Linked DNA regions of Homo sapiens: all the other regions are linked to region 1. A link is a contact called in ENCODE Hi-C or POLR2A ChIA-PET data. All regions are on one chromosome and are shown on one strand. Each heading gives the region's core, a stretch centred on a gene start or an enhancer-like site at or near the end of the contact. The rest is flanking DNA. Distances are from core to core; before and after follow the strand shown.

The links. Hi-C counts contacts between places; a loop is a spot of excess contacts on that map. ChIA-PET counts read pairs that join two places held with the same protein, here RNA polymerase II (POLR2A). Pooled maps may share reads with other maps.
Region 2: a pooled map shows a loop between it and region 1 (5-fold over the local background). The contact joins two enhancer-like sites. A Hi-C loop is called at or near these places in 6 of 50 pooled maps. POLR2A ChIA-PET finds 5 or more read pairs at or near these places in 5 of 52 experiments (BJ, HCT116, PC-9 and 1 more).
Region 3: a map with no recorded cell type shows a loop between it and region 1 (5-fold over the local background). The contact joins two enhancer-like sites. A Hi-C loop is called at or near these places in 1 of 37 single-sample maps with no recorded cell type and 6 of 50 pooled maps. POLR2A ChIA-PET finds 5 or more read pairs at or near these places in 2 of 52 experiments (GM12878 and HCT116).

What each region holds. Positions count from the first base shown.
Region 1 is chr16:75,515,079-75,519,337 of GRCh38, reverse strand. No RefSeq gene overlaps it. Among named protein-coding and RNA genes, the nearest start is that of CHST5, 19 kb to the left of the region's middle. RefSeq lists a silencer at 2,115-2,554. Within about 2 kb of position 1,922, at least 33 of the 41 ENCODE cell types and tissues checked have a DNase peak (open chromatin) inside an H3K27ac peak, as active enhancers do; they include HCT116, where a contact is called at or near this core.
Region 2 is chr16:75,303,740-75,307,998 of GRCh38, reverse strand. It overlaps CFDP1 (craniofacial development protein 1), which reads left to right. Exons shown (of 7, transcript NM_006324.3): 6 at 2,817-2,975. Among named protein-coding and RNA genes, the nearest start is that of BCAR1, 54 kb to the right of the region's middle. RefSeq lists enhancers at 1-361, 1,648-2,847. Within about 2 kb of position 2,523, at least 34 of the 41 ENCODE cell types and tissues checked have a DNase peak (open chromatin) inside an H3K27ac peak, as active enhancers do; they include HCT116, where a contact is called at or near this core.
Region 3 is chr16:75,375,816-75,380,074 of GRCh38, reverse strand. The region is part of intron 5 of CFDP1 (craniofacial development protein 1); the gene reads left to right. Among named protein-coding and RNA genes, the nearest start is that of CFDP1, 56 kb to the left of the region's middle. RefSeq lists an enhancer at 2,971-3,468. Within about 2 kb of position 1,919, at least 7 of the 41 ENCODE cell types and tissues checked have a DNase peak (open chromatin) inside an H3K27ac peak, as active enhancers do.

The sequences.
Region 1 (4,259 bases), core at 673-3,172:
TGCAGGCTTGAGCCACCACACCTGACCTTGCTTATTCCTTTTCACAATTTCTCTGCCTACATTTTAACGGGATCTCTGAAGGGAGGTGAGTCAAAAGTGTGATCCAGTTTTGTTGTATTGAATAGAAGGTCTTTAAATTTTTATTGTATTTAAAACTCGGTAGCAGCTGGGCAAGGTGGCTCATGCTTGTAATCTCAGCACTTTGAGAAGCTCAGGCAGGGAGGATTGTTTCAGGCACAAGTTCGAGATCAGCTTGGGGTAACACAGTGAGACCCCATTCTTTTTTTAATTTCTTTTCTTTTCTTTTCTTTTATCAGACAGAGTTTTGCTCTGTTGCCCAGGCTGGAGTGCAATGGTGCCACCTTGGCCAACTGCAACCTCCACCTCCCAGGTTCAAGCGATTCTCCTGCCTCAGCCTCCTGAGTAGCTGGGACTACAGGCGCGCACCACTACGCCCAGCTAATTTTTGTATTTTTAGTAGAGAGGAGATTTCACCACGTAGGCCAGGCTAGTCTCGAACTCCTGACCTCAAGTGATACACCAGCTTCGGCCTCCCAAAGTGCTGGGATTACAGGTATGAGCCACTGCGCCCAGCCGAGACCCCATTCTTAGACACACACACACACACACACACACACACACATGAGAGAGAGAGACAGTGAGAGAGAGAATTAGAGAATTAGCTGGTCATGGTGGTGCATGCCTGTAATCCCAGCTACTCAGGACGCTGAGGAATGAGAATTGCTTGAGGCAGAGGCTGCAGTGAGCCAAGATCGTGCCACTGCACTCCAGCCTGGGCGACAGAGCTAGACCCTGTCTCAAAACAACAACAAAAAACAACTACTTTGCACTGTACAGAGACTATATATCCACAGGCCAACCTCCCTCCCATTCCGGTCCCACACCAGCCTTTTAATAGGTTTTTTACAAGGCCGGGCGCGGTGGCTCACGCCTGTAATCCCAGCACTTTGGGAGGCCGAGGCGGGCGGATCACAAGGTCAGGAGATCGAGACCATCCTGGCTAACATGGTGAAAGCCCGTCTCTACTAAAAAAAAAAAAAAAAAAAAAAATACAAAAAATTAACCGGGCCTGGTGGCAGGCGCCAGTAGTCCCAGCTACTTGGGAGGCTGAGGCAGGAGAACGGCGTGAACCCGGGAGGCGGAGCTTACAGTGAGCCGAGATCGCACCACTGCACTCCAGCCTGGGCGACAGAGCAAGACTCCGTCTCAAAAAAAAAAATAGGCTTTTTACTATCCGGTTTAAATAGAGAATTTTTTTTTGCTTGTTTTTTGTTTTCTCTCTTTTTTTTTTTTTTTTTTTGTTTTTTGAGACAGAGTCTCACTCTGTCGCCCAGGCTGGAGTGCAGGGGCCCGATCTCGGCTCACTGCAACCTCCTCCTCCCGGATTCAAGCGATTCTCCTGCCTCAGCCTCCCGACTAGCTAGGATACAGGCGCGCACCACCACGCCCGGCTAATTTTTGTATTTTTGGAAGAGACGGGGTGTCACCATGTTGGCCAGGATGGTCTCAAACTCCTGACCTCAAGTGATCCGCCCGCCTCGGCCTCCCCCCAGAGTGCTGGGAGTACAGGCGTGAGCCACCGCACCCGGCCTGAGAATGTTCGTATTCTACTCATGAAGACTTCGTAAATATTGGGGTCCAGACCTAGATACTACAACGTTACAAATCTGTTCTGATCACTGCTTTGCCAGATCCCTGGTAAATCCACAGCTCTGGCCGGGGGCGGGGGGGCCGCATGCAATTCCCTTCTTTCCTACAGGGGGCGCTGCAGAGAAGGGCAGAGCAGAGCGCGCAGTTCGCGGGCAGGGGCCGCTTCTCCAGGATAGCGCGCGTCCGAGGGGGTGGGTCTGTGCTAGCCCTGCGCAACCTCAGGGGCGGGAACAACTCTGGCTCTGCCCCCGCCGGCTGGAGCGCCTTCTCATTGGAGGAGGGAACGGTCACTTGGCAGCGCCGTTGGGATTGGAGGAAGAGGGTCTCGGGTGGAGTGACGCTGAGGCGGCGAGGGGGCTGGTGGCTGGCCGCTGCTGCCCTTCGGTAGCTGGTCCCTTAACTCAGTGGTGAATGGCGACCGGATGGAGCTCTAGGGAAGCGACAGCAGCGGCGGGTGGGCCGGGTTATGGGCGCCCCGAGTCCGGGCGGCGTCCCCGGTGTGCCGCTGACCTGCTGGGTGGGCGCTGTCCTCCCGGAGGGGGGTCCCTTTGCTCTCCCGGACCCCTTTACCCGTCACTTCCTCGCCGGTCCCTGAGGCAGGTCCCCGGAGCCCCGCTGGGCGTGAGGTGCAGGGAGCGGCCGCAGGTGGACCCGGGGCTGGAGGGCGCTCGGCCACCACCCGAGCGGGTCTTGGCCTTGAGCTTCCGAGCGCCTCAGGTTCAGAGCTGCACCCCACGAGCCCGGGAGGCGGTGGTCCGCGCCCTGCCTGGGTTGCCCCACGGCGCCCGGCCTCCTTCGAGGGGCCTCGGAGCGGCCCGGCCCGGCCCGGCTGAGGAGTCAGAGCTCGCGCTCCCCTTGCCCGGGAGCTGCAGCCCGGCTCCTCCGTGCGGGCGCTCGTTCGCTGATCGCGGGCACCTCGGGCCAAATCCACCCCCTCCGAGACCCGCTCCGCTTTCTAGGAGTCTCTTTCCCAGACCTGGTGCCACCTGTTGCTGGGTCTCCCACTAAGCCTTCGAGATCTTTGGCATAGCTTCCTTTGAACTCTTCCTCCCCGCTGCGGCTTGAGCTGGGCCTGCTAGGAGGGTTGCTCAGAATTCCAATGCCAGAAAGAACGCTCCGTGCCCTGAAAGCTGGAGGGAGGAGAGAGGACTTCACCTGGGAAGGAGGAGAAAAGCTTTGAGGGGAGGCACAGTTATTTGTGTGGTCCTTGAAAGGCAAGAAGACTGGGGCCCGTGGCCCTGAAAGGGGAGGTGGGGCTCCCAGCAGAGGGGACTGAGGTCTTCATAAACAATGAGGGACCAGAGCAGAGGGAAGGAGGACGAGATTCCAGACTCTAGTTCCAAACAAGGCACCTGTGATTTCTCATCCCCTGGGCAGTGACTGCCAGGCGCCCTTCAGCGGACACCTGGGACTTGCAGTGTTATGTGCCCAGGGATTTTCCTGGACGGGATTGTGAAGTAGCGGGTAAGGTCATCAGGCAGGTTGGGGTCAGATGCAGATGTTCGCTTGTGGTCATTCCTGAAATGAGAATCTGGCAGCTCACGTTATTTCAGAAGGTGCTAGGATCACTTTTGACAGTGATACCAAAAAATTGATGGTATTCTGGTGACCCTGTGTGAAAAATGAAATGTTCGTGCAATCTGGAGACACTACTGGGACCAGATTAATCTGTTTTTGTTTCCTTATTTATTTATTTTTGAGACGGAGTTTAGCTCTTGTTGCCCAGGCTGGAGTACAATGGCGCGATCTCGGCTCACTGCAACCTCCCCCTCCTAGATTCAAGCGATTCTCCTGTCACAGGCTCCCGAGTACCTGGGATTACAGGCATGCACCACCACGCCTGGCTAATTTTGTATTTTTAGTAGAGACGGGGTTTCTCCATGTTGGTCACGTTGGTCGTCAACTCCCAACCTCAGGTGATCTGCCTGCCTCGGCTTCCCAAAGTGTTGGGATTACAGGTGTGAGCCTGCCCGCCCAGCCTTTTTTTTTTGAGGCGGAGTCTCGCTCTGTCTCCCAGGCTGCAGTGCAGTAGCTCGATCTCGGCTCACTGCAAGCTCCACCTCCTGGGTTCACACCATTCTCCTGCCTCAGCCTCCCGAGTAGCTGGGATTACAGGCATGCACACCATGCCCAGCTATTTTTTTTTTTTTTTTTTAGTAGAGACAGGGTTTCACCATGTTGGCTAGGCTGGTCTGGAACTCCTGATCTCAAGTGACCCAGCCACCTCGGCCTTTCAAAGTGTTGGGATTACAGGCTTGAGCCACCATGCCTGGCCTATGCCAATTGTTTCATAGAATGTTTACAATCTAGCTTCCTCTGATTTTCTTCATTATTAGATTCAGATTTTTTGTTCAGAATGCCACCTTCATAGGTGATGTACACTTGTCAGTGGATCACCTTAAGAGATGTCAGTTTATACCTTTGTTGACAAGTTTGATCCTTTCGTGAAGATGGTGTCTGTCAGCTCTCTCCATTGTAAGGGTACCTGAACCCTCTCTTAATTAACAGTCCTATATGGGGTGATACTTTGGAACTGAATATTCTGTTGACTCTTCTGGCTTTTAGTTCACTTTTATTTCATTAAGAAA
Region 2 (4,259 bases), core at 1,274-3,773, 210 kb after region 1:
ATAAGAGTTCACAAGCATCTAAAGAAAAGATCAGTGTTCCCATATGAAAAGAACTGGTATGATAGAAATACCACCAGGGACACCTAATCTAGAGGTTAGGGAAGGCTTCCTGGAGGAAGTGGTTTTAAAGCTGAGATAAGGCTTAATATGGTGGCTTGTGCCTATAATCCCAGTACTTCGGGAGGCCAAGGCAGGAGGATTGCTTGAGTCCAAGAGTTTGATACCAGCCTTGGGCAACATAGCAAGACCCTGTCTCTACAAAACATAAAAAAGATAGTTGAACGTGGTGGCACACACCTGTAGTCTCTGCACCTCAGGAGACTGAGGTGGGAGGATCACTTGACCCAGGGAGGTTGAGGCTGTAGTAAGCTGTGGTTTCACTGGTGTACTCTAGCCTGGGTAACAGAGTGAGAACCTGTCTCTAAAAAAGTAAATACATAAAAATTTATTTTAATTATTATGTTTTAAAAAGGGGTCAGTGGGCCTGGGCGCAGTGGCTCACACCTGTAATCCCAGCACTTTGGGGGGCCGAGGTGGGCAGATCACCCGAGGTCAGGAGTTTGAGACCAGCCTGCCCAACATGGCAAAACCCCGTCTCTACTAAAAATACAAAAAATTAGCCAGGTGTGGTGGCAGGCGCCTGTAATCCCAGCTACTTGGGAGGCTGAGACAGGAGAATCGCTTGAACCCGGGAGGCGGAGGTTGCAGTGAGCCGAGATCACGCATCTGCACTCCAGCCTGGGCAACAAGAGAGAAACTCCGTCTCAAAAAATAAAAATAAATAAAAATAAAAAGGGGTCAGTGAAGAGACATTTAAGCAGAAAGACATGCTAAGCTTTGTGTTTTGGAAAATTCAGTCTAATTACAGCATGTCACTAGATACCAGGATAGGGCCACTGAGTGAGGATGGGGAAAAACAGGTCAGGGAGACCAGTAAAGAGGCTGTTCAATTATCCAGGTGATATAAGAATGAGAATTCGGGCAGTAGCAGTAAGGAAGATGAGAAGGAAAAAGATTTGAGACACAGTAAGTTTCCATATCCCCACTCATGCTCCGTTCCTGGTAAAATGGTGAAAAAGAAAGTGTGTGTGTGTGCGTGTGTGTGTGTGTGTGTGTGTGTGATCACGCGCACATATGACATTGTAGGGGTTGAGTTGTCTGGAAAACAGTGCTTAGAAGATATGAATTGAAAGCTCATAAAGAGCTATTTGGAGTTCTCTTAAGCAAACTGGGAAGTAAAGTAACTAATGAGAAAATCTCTCAAGTCACTTCTCATCTGGAGGCGAGATAGCACAGTGCACCACCCTGAGAGTTGGGAGAGATCTTCCTTTGTCCCGGATCTGCATTGTCTATTGTTTTGACCCTTGTTTTATCATTTAACCTCTCTGAACTTTGTTTATTTGTCCAACTTAATACAAGGATGATGAAGCTTGCCCAGCCCATTCTGAGTTGATCTTAAGCTCAGCATGTACTGGGGTGTGACCCAAACAGGGAAGTTGACATCCTCTCTACTAAAGTTAATAGAATGAGAATGTTCAGGGTCATTGTTCAGTCCCAGCAGTCTGGTGTTCAGTGTGGACGTTGGCCTGTTGGCTCACACCAGGCAGAGGGGGTGAGTAGTCGTTCACGCTGCTTTGCGGCAGGGACGTGGGGTTTCAGAATGGGTTAGGGTGATACTAGGTTATTTCAAAGATGATCCCTTCCAACTCTGAGACTGGGTCCTGTGTCACAGGCCTTAGTGAGAGTTAGATGAGATCATGGCTACAAAAGCACTTGGAGAACAAACATTCTAGACAAGTAAAGGTATTATTATCAGTAGACCATGTGACATTAGCTCATAGTTTTTAAATGTTTAACTTTCTTGCATATCCCCGTGAGGCGGAAAATAACTTCCAAGTTCCTACATGCTGGTAGATGATTTCGTTTCATTTCATAAAGAGACCAAACCTTTCCTCATACCATCTTAACTGCATTTTGCTTTTCTTATTTTATTTCATATGTTTAACAATGACTGGAAACATTTGACCTGCCAAGACTTGAATTTGGGCATCTGGGGTTTCTCCCACTGTCCATGATAGCATCACCAGCAAGTGGAGCACAGGCTGTACATTCCCCGTGTGAGCTTTCGGAGTGAGGAATGTTCTCCACCTCCTGGAAAAAACAGGGCCCAACTCACAGGAGTTAAAAGGAAACTGATTTTAGAACCCTCTTACAGTACTGTGACTTTTCACTCATCAGTGTTGGGAACTGGTTCTCTTTCTCTTAAAAGAACCCCCTGGGGCTTTAAGCTTAAACGATGACAGTGACTCAGAGTGGCTCATGCTTATTGCACCTTGACGCTGTGCCAAGTGCTGTTTTAGCCCTTTACGTGTAAGATACACCACAGCCTGTGAGTAAGCATTTGCTTTGTAGATTAGGAAACCAAGGAACATGCAGTAAATAACTGGCCTAGAGTCACACAGTTAAGCTGGAAGTTGGACCTTGGCATGTGACTCCAAAGCCCTGCCTGAAGCGCTGCTCCTCCCCTCCTTGCAAGCAGAGACCTGCCACACAGAGCCCACAGAGGTCTGAAGAAGGCAGGATTTCCTGTTCGTAGCTCAGGAGAGCAGACAGTGGTGTTAAGCAGGAAAAGCACATTAGAATTCCAGTTTACTTACAGTGCTCTCCACACCAGGAAGGAAATGCCCCAAATATGAACATGGCTTCCACTAAGATAAATGGCCCCAATCTAGGGGATTCCCATTTGCATCAGAAAAACTGTTAATATAGAGATCAGAGTTTTTACCTGCTACATCTTTCATATTTTCTTTCCTTAGGTTAAAAAGATCAAGTGGCATGAGCAGCCTTTTGGGGAAAATTGGTGCCAAGAAGCAGAAAATGAGCACCCTTGAGAAGTCCAAACTGGACTGGGAGAGCTTCAAGGAGGAAGAGGGGATTGGTGAAGAACTGGCCATCCATAATCGAGGGAAAGAGGGGTAAGAAGGAGTAGGTTTTATGCCTTGGAAAATCCTCAGAACCCTGAAATCAAATGATTTATTGGAGACAAACTGCCCACTGTAAGCAAGCAGGAGCTTTTCATGATGGAACTAAAAATGTGAGCACTTTGGTTTGTCAGTAAGTCTCTGTTCCAGTGTGGGGCAGGGCCTGTCACTGGGAAGGCCACTGCGGGTGGAGGGAAGGCGGGGCATGTGAGGAGTACTCTCAGGGGCCAGTCACATCTGCCAAGCTGAATTTGCTGAATTACAGCTCCAGTGAACTGTAAGTTGCCTAGTGGTTGGATCTGGCCTGTGGTAGCAGCCTTGGCCTTATCTGAATCATTTGTCCTTCTGAGAAACCAAACTAGTTCAGATCCGTCAAAAACTGAGCCAATGGAATGCCTAGATGTTGCATTATTGTGAATTTTTTTTTGTCTGTGTCATTATGGCCTGGGGTGGGGCTTTACCCTTGGCTATAGCCTGTGTGATAGGCCAGGCCCTCAGACAGCACCCCAGGCCATCACTTGCACCTCTTTCTCTTCGCTGTGGAATACAAAGAGAATGTTCATAACCTACGTATTCAGTTGTAAAAAGGGTCCTTTCCTTGTCATATTTGTCTTACTGGTGATTAAACAAAAAATCAAGAAAGAAATGGTGGCCAGGCATGGTGGTTCACACCTGTAATCTTGGCACTTTCGGAGGCCGAGGCGGGCAGATCACTTGAGGTCAGGATTTCGAGACCAGCCTAGCCAACCTGGCAAAACCCCATCCTACTAAAAATATAAGAATTAGCCAGGCATAGTGGTGCACACTTGTAATCCCAGCTACTTGGGAGGCTGGGGCAGGAGGATCACTTGAACCCACTAGGTGGAGGTTGCAGTGAGCCAAGACTGAACCACTGCACTCCAGCCTGGGTGACAGAGCAAGACTGTGTATCAAGAAAGAAAGAGAGAGAGAGAGAGAAAGGAAAAGAAAAGAAAGAAAAGGTGTTCATAAGTACTTACGGACCTCAGAAGGCACTAAGGAAGTTACCACAGAAGTGGCTTCATGGCTCAAAATCAACAGTCCTCACCCCTAGCCATGAAAGGAAATGTTGAGTGTCCCACCAGAGAGCCCTGGCTGCTCGGCAGCTCTGCTTCTTACCAGTAAGCTCTTCTCCACCAGCATACTGGACACCTCTGAGGCTCAGCTCCTTTACCAATAAAACTGGGATAACGATACCATCCTCACTATGTGGTTGTGATGATCTCATGAGATAATATATGTATTGCTTACGTATATGTA
Region 3 (4,259 bases), core at 670-3,169, 140 kb after region 1:
CCTCCACCTCCTGAGTTCAAGCGATTTTCCTGCCTCAGCTTCCTAAGTAGCTGGGACTACAAATGAGTACCTGCACGCCTGTCTAATTTTTGTATTTTTAGTAGAGACAGGGTTCCACCATGTTGCCCAGGCTGGTCTCAAACTCCTGGGCTCAAGTGATATGCCCATCTCGGCCTCCCAAAGTGCTTAGATTACAGGCATGAGCCACTACGCCCAGCAATCCCTTTACCTTTAAAAAAATAAATAAATAAACCTTTAATTTTAAGAGGTTGTATACTCATGTGTAGTCATATAAACTAGTGCAGAGATTCCTTGTTCCTTTGACCCAGTTTCCCCCTATGGTACCATCTTATAATATTACAACTGGGATATTTACATTGACAGATATAGTCAAGATACAGAACATTTTCATATCTGCTAAGATTCCTCATGTTCTCTATAGCTACATACACTTTCCTCCTGCCCTCACCCCCTCCTTAACCTCTGGTAATCACTAATCTAGAGATTTCCTTTTTGGGAGTTTTTAAATGACAAATTGTTTCCTTAATAGTTACAGGGCTCTTTCATATTGAGTGTCTTGTGGTTTGTCTTTTTTGAGGAATTAGTCTATGTTGCCAAATTTATTTGGGTAGAATTCTGCATAATATTCTCTTATCCTTTTGATACTTGTAGTGATATCCCATTTCATTACCTCCGATATTGGTAATTTGTGCCTTCTCTCTCTCTCTCTTTTTTTTTTGGTCAGTCTTGCTAGACGTTTGTCGATTTTATTGATCTGTTCAAAGAACCAGCTCTGTTTCATTGATCTTTCCCTTTATGTTTTCAATTTCATTTACTTCTATAATTATTTCCTTGCTTCTGCTTGGTTTGCCTATATATTGCTCTTTTTTTTTACTAGATTCTTGAAGTTGGAGCTTAGATTATTGATTTGAGACTTTTCCTCTTTACACTGTATGTATTTCTTACTACACATTTCCCTCACACTGCTTTAGCTATATTCAACAATTTTTGATACATGTATGATTTTATTCCGTTCATTATTTTTTTAATTCCCTTGAGACTTTCTTTTTGACCCATGCATTATTTAGAAGTGTATTGTTCCATTTCCAAGTTTTCAGAGAGTTTTCTGTTGTCTTTCTGTTGTTGCTTTCTAGTTTGATCATGTTGCTGGTGAACACATTCTTTGTGATTTCAACTCTTTTAAATTTGTTGATATTAATTTTATGGGCCAGGATGTGGTCTGTCTTGTATATTCTGTGGACACTTGGAAAGACCAGTATCTTTGTTTTTACCCCAATATCTTTTAAATAAATTCCTTTTTTGTCGGCCAGTCAGTGTCTGTGTCTTGCACTAAACTCTAACTACTACCCCTTTGCAACTGCATTTGTTTAATAGCCTTTATTGTAGCACTAACTATCCCATACTCCCTCATCGTCAGTTTTACACCTTAGTCTCCATCACTACGCTGTGAGCTTGAAGGCGTAGATTTTGTCTTTTTTGTATGTGTCCAGCCTGGTACGTGGCAAATAATTTATAGTATTTGATTAAGGAGTAAATGAATAGCTTTTATTAATGATCACCATTTTTTAAAACTTTGATCTGTGGAAATTTAGTTCTTATCCTTTTAGTTTTGCATATTTTGTCAGTTTTCATCTTAAAAGCAGGGTGGTTTTGGTTTCATAGCTTGTGTTCAGCAAGTAGCTGACCCCAAAAACAGACTGTAAATGTCTGTTATATGATTGGAATGACATTTTATTTCAGCTTAATCATGCCATAGTTCAAGCAGAGACGTGAGATGCTCCTTACTCATTCCACAAGACCTATTTTGCAATTCCTGCTATTTCCTTTATTTCAGGTTGACTTGTCCTCTAGTTGTAGAAGTGTTGTTTCCATAGCAATGCAGCTTACAACGCACATCCCTGTCAGAGTGCACAGAAACCCTGCTGTGTTGCCTGGAAGCCTTGTTTTCCAGTCAGAAAGGAAGCACATGGTATTCCCTCAGCCTTTCCTGCACTTAACTTTGGCTTGCCTTGTGGATAACAAGAAACTCTTGGTTGTTTTCTACCATAGATGCTGGGTTAAAATGTATCTAAGGGATTTTGATGTATAATGTGCCCTGTTACTACAGTGTTCAGGCTGTGGCTGGTGACTGCTAGCGAAGTTGCTGCGTGAAATAGATGTAGGGGACGTTACAGGAATGTGAGCTAAACAGTCTGCCACTCAGCATGAAATTCTATTTATTGCTAAAGCAGTTTGGGGCAACTGCATGTTTGTTGCTTTGGATGATTTTCTTTTGGTTTTTACTGCCTATGAGAACACAATAGAACTGAGTGAACCTCGAGAAGTGGAGAAGCAAACTGTTGGCCTTTCTGAGTGGTTTCCCTGACCTTCAACTAGGAGCATATTTAGTGACTTCATGTTTTTCTTCCTTTGGAACTAAATTGACTAGATTGTACTTGAACACAAGGAGTCTTTTTCATATCTTCTCTCACATTTAGTTTCTTCTTTGCCACCTTTTTCTTTTCTTTATTTCTTTTGTTACTTCAGCTGGAAAGCTTGTTATATGGACATTCATTGGAAATATTCAAGAAAGAGTTGAGTTATAAATAGAGCAGGATTTCAGAGAGACAAGGATATCATCTTAATTGTGATTGGTCAATAAATTGAAGAGATTTGTGTGGACTCACACCAATATAGTGGTAGAAGAATGATGGAGAGCATTTTAATGATAATTATACTCCACACTTCAATATTTTCTCAGTCTTCATGTATTCATCTATTCATCATGTATCAAACAGCATTCATTAAGTACTGCTTTTTGGTTCCCATAGCATTTGACTTTTATGGCAGGAGGTAGGTTCATTATCACAGGGGCCTTAAGTGTTCAATTTAATGAGTTTTCACAATTGAATACATCCATATAACTGATACAGGGCACAGCCAAGCCCCCAGTTGGGGCTTAGCCCTGGAGGGTCTTGGCTTTGCTCAGGAAGTAATTCAAGAGCTAGCTGGTGGTAGAAGAAAACAGCTTTATTGAAGCGGCAGTGTTAACAGCTCCTTGACTGCTCCTGCAGAGCAGGGTTACCGCATAGGCATTGTGCTGAGAGTAGCAGCTCAGGGCAGTTCTGCAGTCATATTTATATCTACTTTTAATTACATGCAGATTAAGGGGCAGTTTATGCAGAAATTTCTAGGAAAAGGGTAATAACTTCTGGATCGTCAGGTCATTGCTCTGGGAAGGGGCGGTAACTCTCAGGTGTTGTCATACCAATGGTAAACTGACATAGCACACTGGTGGGTGTGTCTTACAGAAAGCCGCTTCTGCCCCATACCTGTTTTAGCTAGTCATCAATTTGGTTTGGTATCCAAGCCCTGCCTCTGGAATCCTGTCCTGCCTACTACTTCATAGCCACTATCCAAGATAAGGTATAGTATGATTCCGTCACTCCAGAAAGTTCCCTCATGCCCCTTTCCAGTTGCTTTTGCCCTATGCTCTTTGCCCCAGGCAACTACTGATTTTTATCATGATAGATTAGTTTTGCTTTTCCAGAACGTCATGGAAATCAAAGCATACATTTTTTAAATTTTTGTGCCTGGATTCTTTTACCTACAGTGAAAGAACATGTATTTGAGACTTATCATGTTGCTGTGTATATCAGTGGTTCATTGCTTTTTATAAATTGTTCATATATACCACAGTTTATCCATCTATCCTGCTGATAAACGTATGGGTTATTTCCAAATCTTTTTGAAGACATATGTTTTTATTTATCTTGGGTACCTAAATACCTAGGAATGGAATTGCTAGGTCATGGAGTAGATGTGTGCTTAATGTTTTTGTTTTGGTTTTGATTTGGTTTTTCTGAGACAGGGTCTTGCTCTGTCACTCAGGCTGGAATGCAATGGCATAATCACAGCTCACTGCAGCCTTGAACTCTGTGGCTCAAGAGATCTTCCCACCTCAGCCTCTCGAGTAGCTGGGACTACAGGTGCACACCACTATGTCTGGCTAATTTTTAATTTTTTTGTAGAGATGGGGTCTCCCCATGTTGCAGGCTGGTCTCAAACTCCTAGGCTCAAGCAGTCCTCCTGCTGCAGCCTCCCAAACTGCAAGGATTATAGGCATGAGCCACAACGCTCAGTCTTAATGTTATAAGAAACTGCCAAACAGTTCCTCAAGATGGTTGTACCATTTTATATTTTGCCAGTGATGTATGAGGGTTCTACTTGGTCCATACGTATCCTTGTTCACATGTGAT